Linked DNA regions of Mus musculus: region 2 is linked to region 1. The links are chromatin loops, found by intact Hi-C in ENCODE. Cell type or tissue: heart. All regions are shown on one strand. Links, peaks and the distances in the headings refer to the core of each region. The heading gives the core; the rest is flanking DNA.

Evidence for each region. Hi-C counts contacts between places; a loop is a spot of excess contacts. Peaks named below come from ENCODE experiments on the same cell type or tissue, not always from the same donor. Only the 100,000 strongest peaks of a DNase experiment are listed, where the experiment ranks them.
Region 2: it touches region 1 in a loop (2.3-fold over the local background); 4 of 42 quality-filtered maps call a loop at or near these places.

Annotation. Positions count from the first base shown.
Region 1 is chr19:7,416,502-7,419,392 of GRCm38, reverse strand. 2700081O15Rik (RIKEN cDNA 2700081O15 gene) reads right to left here and starts at 1,768. Exons shown (of 5, transcript NM_175381.6): 1 at 1,476-1,768. The coding sequence starts at 1,614. In heart, for the core only: CTCF peaks have their summits at 1,114, 1,341 (motif pointing right) and 2,089 (motif pointing left); DNase peaks (open chromatin) are centred at 1,002, 1,372, 1,832 and 2,422; H3K4me3 peaks cover 2,500 bases; H3K27ac peaks cover 2,139 bases.
Region 2 is chr19:7,277,822-7,280,712 of GRCm38, reverse strand. Mark2 (MAP/microtubule affinity regulating kinase 2) reads left to right here. Exons shown (of 18, transcript NM_007928.3): 17 at 2,627-2,671. Among named protein-coding and RNA genes, the nearest start is that of Rcor2, 11 kb to the right of the region's middle. In heart, for the core only: a CTCF peak has its summit at 1,363 (motif pointing left); DNase peaks (open chromatin) are centred at 1,442, 2,007 and 2,382; H3K27ac peaks cover 393 bases.

The DNA.
Region 1 (2,891 bases), core at 187-2,686:
TTCTAGTTTATCTCATTTGTGCTAGCAGGGATGTGGTTGCTGCCAGCCCTCCCAACAGTGTGCACTTCTGGGGCCTCTCCAACCATTAGTGTTCTTTCACTTTGTCAAAGACACCCAGAGCCCTCCTTGCAGTGCTGGCTGACCATTTTTTATTTAGAAAACTGTCTCCTGGCCACAAAGACGAAACAAGCAGACTCTGGCATTCTCTCAGTACAGAATCCCAGAGTCAGACAAACAAATGACAGGATCAGAGAGGGCTCTTGTCCTCGTGTGGAGTTGTTTGGTTTTTTGGTTTTTTGGGTGTTTTTTGTTTGGTTGGTTGGTTGGTTTGGGGGTGGTTTTTTTGTCTGTTTTGGTTTGAAGGTTTTGTTTGTTTGTCTTCCATTACTTTTTTTTAAGGTAGAGGTATAGAAAAAACATTAGATTCAAGATCTGGCTTCACTGGTGCCTTGCCCAGTGACCTTTGGTAGGTCAGTCACATCCGCTCTCTGGGCCTATACGCCTTTGTCTGCAAATGCACTGACTGAATAGCTAGCATCCTACTAAGCATCTTTCCAGTGCAGGACCACTGTTAAATCTAAGGCAGACTGGCCCTTTAAGAGCAGAAAGAAGAAAAAAATAAAAGAAAGAAAGAAAGAAAAAGGAGGAGCTGAGATTTTTTTCAAAAAAATAAAAAGGGGGGGTGGGGGGCGGGGGCTTATAGGGAGAGGAGCTCAAAGAGTAGAGAGCACTCTCCCTAGTACGGATGGAACCTCCGCTGATCTAAAGGCAATGAACCTTACAGAAGGGAGACAAAAAAAAGCAGTTGGTTTTAAGGGCCAACTAGGGCCGGCAGGTCTTGGTACAGCTGACAAACTGGGGCCAAAATCGATTCTGAAACGCGACAACGCACGGGTGGGGCATCCACCTTCGTGTGCGAACCCATCCCTCACTAAGACCTTCCCGACGTGGGGTATGACAGACGGGGGCCCCCAGGACGCAGGCTGCGCTTTGTTTCTCGTAGCGTAACCGTGAAGGGAAGAGTTCACGTCTCCAGCAAGGCCACGCAGAAAGGGATGGCATAACCGAGAACAGCGGAATCCCGAGCTATGCTACTCTGGGGAAAGCCTCAGAAAGGGACAGAGGGACTGGGAAGCCTTTAAAAGACAGACCACCTGGGAGTGTGAAAGAGAAAGGGCGGGAGCCGCAAGTTCCAGCACCTCGACTCCCACGTCGCTGCCCCCCCCCCCAAAAAACGAGCAACGCGGGGCCCTTTAAGGAGCAGGGATCCGCCCCAGCCCGGCGGGCAGACCCCGCCACGGGCAGGGAGCGCCCCGCGGGCCTTGTAGCTGCTCTCTGCGCCCACCAGGTGGCGCCCCGAGCCGCCCTGCGCTCGTCCCCCGCTTTGTTCGGCGGCCGAGAGGGGCCCGGAGCCGCAGCCCTCCCCTCCCCCACGCCGGGGCCCCCCACCCCCGGTCGTCGGCCCCAGATCTTACCGCCGTCGTCCTCCTCGGGCTCCGTGCCGCCGCTCGCTGCGGTGGGCGGCAGCCGTCGGCCCCGTGCCGAGGTCACTGCGGGCCCGGGGCCGCCCCTGCCGCCGCCGCTCCGGCTCCGGTGGTCCCCGCCGGGCTCCATGCGCTGCGCTGCGGAGCGGGGGCCCCGGGGCGGCGGGGCGCGGGGCCGCGGAGCCAGCGGCGGCGCACGCGGGGCGCTCGGTGCGCGGGGCCCCCGGGCGCGGGGCGCATTCACGGGCGGCCGGCCGCACGGACGGCTGACTGCTCGCTCGGCAGCGCGGGCTGGACCGGGGTGGGGATTCCTGTCTGGGGCCCCTGGGGCTCCTTTAAGGGCTCCTGGGTAAATTTAAAGGGGCCGCGCGCAATTTCCTCCTGCCAGCTCGCGGGGGGCTGGTGCGGGGAAAGCGGGAGGTGGCAAGTCCGCAACGGGCGCTTGTTACGGACGCGGGGAGCACGGTCCTCAGCGCCCTCGTGGGTCCGCCCTGCCGCGTCCGCAGCTGCAGCTCCGGCTGGTAAAGAGTCGCCGAGGTGACCAGGGGCGCCCGTGTCCAGTCCGCTGCGACGCGCTTCAGCCACCGCCCCCTCGGGGCATCTCCGAGCGCGGCTCTCCGCAGCCCGCTAGCAGGGGACCGCCCGGTGCGGCGGCACCGTTCCCCTCTCCGGGGTGCCTCGTCCTCCCGCAGGAGCTGGGCGCGGGCCCCAAGCAGACGCGCCTGGCAGGGGCCCCAGATGGCCGCGGCCCCGCGGAGAGGGTGGAGCCGTGGGGGCTGCCGCGCCCCCTCCCGCGGGAGCCTGGGGCTAGCGCTGGCAGCTCTGGCTTCTACCGGGGAGGGGCGGCGGGGCGAGGTTTCCCTGGAGCCGGCCAGAGTGAGGGCGGCGGCCGCGAAAGCGCAAGCCGGGAAGAGGGGCGCGCAGAGGAGTGTAAGAGAGCTAGCACGCTGCGCCTGGCCAGCCGGCGTTCCGAAACAGAGGTGGCCCTGGGCTGGAAGCCGGAAAGAGAGGGAGACTGCGGCGGTGATTCAGGCTCCTGCCCCCGCAGGCCTATAGGTACCGGGTGAGGCACTCCGCTCAGCCCCGGGCTCCTGCACAGGACGAAGGTGCAAAGAAGGGACTGGGATCCTGGTGATGGGCAGCTGGAGATTCGCATCCCTAGGCTGGAAAACCCTGGGGCGAATTCTGGCTTCGGCCGAGGGACACCTTCAGGTCTCAGGCTCCCGGTAAGCCTGGAGAAGGAACCTCGAAAGGTTGTAGGGTCGAGGCAACCTGGGGTCCTGCCAGGGCCAGCTGGAGAAACAGGTCCTCCCTTAGCCTTTGGTTAGTCGTCCACAACAAAGCAGAGGCCTGGAGATCCAAATTACAGGATGCCAGAGACCATGAGGGTCTAGAAGTGGGTTTTAT
Region 2 (2,891 bases), core at 212-2,711, 140 kb after region 1:
TGACGCAGCTGCAAAGTCATGAGGCATGAGCCAGGCAGGGTTGACAAGATTTTCCAGTCTATTCTTGCCCCCTTTGACCTCCTTCCCCTGTTTGCCCTCCCACAGGTAGATAATGTCTGGCTCTAACTATATTCTTCTGCCCCAGGGTTTCCCAGGGCAAAGCCCACAAATAAACTGGCTGCTGAGGGCTGCAGTGGCCTCTCGTGCAGCTCCAGGGTTCCCGTGCCTTCTTGGCCTAGACCCAGGTGGGGAATCTCTTCATGAGCCTCTCATGCCTGAGCCCTCATCATAGAGAGGAGTGGTTTAAGGTGGTTTGGGATCTCCTGGGGTACTCTGTTCCCCTTTGTACCCTGCAGTCTACACTGCTGAGAGCCAGGTGGGCTCTTTGAGAGCAGACCTACTCACCCTGCTGCTCATTCCTTTACGTATCCAAGCCGCAAGTCATGGGGGAGGCTGCAGGGCGAACAGAGCTGAAGCAGGACTCTAGGCTCGCTGAGCGGCTCTTCTACAACTGGGGAGACCCTAGAACCTGGAAAGCCCACCCCCACCCGCTGTCCACACACCGTCTTGTTGGTTTTTTGTTTTCTGTTTGTTTGTTTGATTGGGGTTGGGTTTTTTGTTTGTTTTTGGATTTTTTTTTGGTTTTCGTTTTTTGTTTTATTTCCTTTTTTATTTTGTCTTTTTTGTTTGTTTTTTTTAGAAATCTGTCTTTCAGGTTTGCCAGAAGGTAGGCGTTGAGCCCGCTCTGTATGTGTGTCTGTCTGTCAGTCTGTCTGTCGGTCCTGCCTCCATCACTAACTCCCCCATTGGCTGATGCTTCCTGTCTTTCTGCTGACCTTGTCTATGTGGACCTCTGTCTGCTATCTTAAAGGGATGATGACTTCTCTGGTGGGGCCACAGCCCTAAGCTGATCCCTCTGCCCCTGCCCCTTCACACTGGCAGGACTTGGAATACATAGTCCCCTGAGAGGACATTTTAGGTCCCTCGGAGCAAATGGCTTTGAAAGTGAGGGGCCTCCCTTGGTCTGCAGGTGCTTGTCCTCAGAAGAGAAGAGACCTCAGGGACTCTGTCTCCCTTTAAGATTGTCTCCTCGTACCTGCCCAGGTTTGGGTCATATTGGGCTCCTTCCCCTTGTTGTGTGCATGCGCTACAAGTAAGCTCCACGGGGTTGAGGCGTATCTGGAATGGCGTCTCATTTGGGGGTGTCCTGGGCTCGCTGAACCTCAGGGCTGTGACCTGTCTCCCATGGACCGTGGAGGTACTACAGGGACATTAGGGTCCCTTGGCTAGTCTGACTCCTCCAGGCCCCCCAAACCTTTGCCTCATAGATGTAGTATAGCACCCCCTTCTGGTGGATGCTGCAGAACTGACCCAGCCCACCCTGGCATAGCATCTGGGCGCTCACGCTGCTCTCCTCTGGGCTGTTTCCTCCAGATGTCGCCTGAGCCTGCCAAAGAGCCAAGAGCTGGATATTCTCAGGCAGGGGTCATTCTGCCGCCAGGCCCTGGTGGAACAGCAGGAGGCCCACACCCTGCTCCTGCATCTCCCTTCCTGGGACAGAGCCTGGCTTGTTCAGCCTGGCCATGTCCTCTGCAGGCCTAGGTACGCCAGGTACTAAGCTGCAGACCAAGGGCCAGATTGGGAACTCTGGATTTGCCTGGCAGGTGCATTGGCTCCCCAGCTGAGGGAGAAATGGGCCAGATGTGATCTTGAGATATCCCTGCCTACCCACCCCACCCCAGCTCACTGCATGGCTGGCAGGGGCTGCCCCACAGGGGCCTGGAGAGAGCAGCTGGAGCCCTTCCTTTGTACACCCGGGCCCTGCTCACAGTGTGCTCATTGGCATCTGTGTCTTGTGTCTTCCTGCTCCTTTTACATGTGCTGCTGCTGCTGCTCTCTCCTTCTCGTCCCTCCTCTTCCCTATAGCCCCCAGTATTCCAGCTCTGGGCACTCATCTTCCTGGCAGGAGCTGGAGAAGCCGCTCAGCAGGGCCAGACCTCTTTCTCACCTCCCTAGAGCCCTGCCCAGCCCTTGCTTTGTGTGAGCAGCCAGCCTGGCAGCCAGCAATAGGGGAGTCAGCACAGTGGCCTTGCCCACTGGGCCATAGGCACCAGACCCAGGTGTCTGCCTGACAGTAGTTTTGACACAGTAAGCCTCTTAGGAGGCTTTCCGCCTTCTAAGACTGACAATATGGCCTTTACCTCCATCTCCAAAAAAAATGACACCCCAGTTATTGGCACAGAAATTTGCTCCCAGCCCTCATTCCAGTAGCAGGCTTGAGCCTGGGTGGATGCTGGAAGGGAAACTGCTGGTGTTGGGCCATGTGCTTGGGGCCATGTGCCTGCACAGCCACACCCTCCTCCCCCAGAGCTGGGGCTCCTTCCATCAGCACTGATCTCTGGGAATGTGGGGAGGGACAGCCCCCTTGGGGTTCCTTGTCAGGGGCAGTCAGGCTGCCAGTGTGAGGCACTGCAGCGTTGGCCTGCAGGTGACTGGCAAGTAGCATTTGGGCGTGGGTCCTGCCCATCCACTGGTGGCATGTCCCCAGACCCAACCTCACCTGGGTCTGCAGGGTGGAAGGAGCGAGAGATCCCAGACTAAACTCTTCCTCGCTCTGTTTTTTGAGGAACCTGAATGAACCTGAAAGCAAAGACCGAGTGGAGACGCTCAGGTGAGAGGGCTGGAGCCAGCCCAGGCCACCGGGCCTGCCACAGCCTCCTGCTCCTCTCTTCCTCTTGCCGTTGGCTTTCTCTGGCAATTCTGCCCTGCCTCCTTCTTGAGGGCTCCCTTTCCTCAGAGAATTTCCCTTTCTCACGTGTACCTGCAGTAGTTCTGAACCCTGCTTGGGTCCTGGTGCATTACGGATCCAGAGCCCTGGCAGGGAGGGGTTC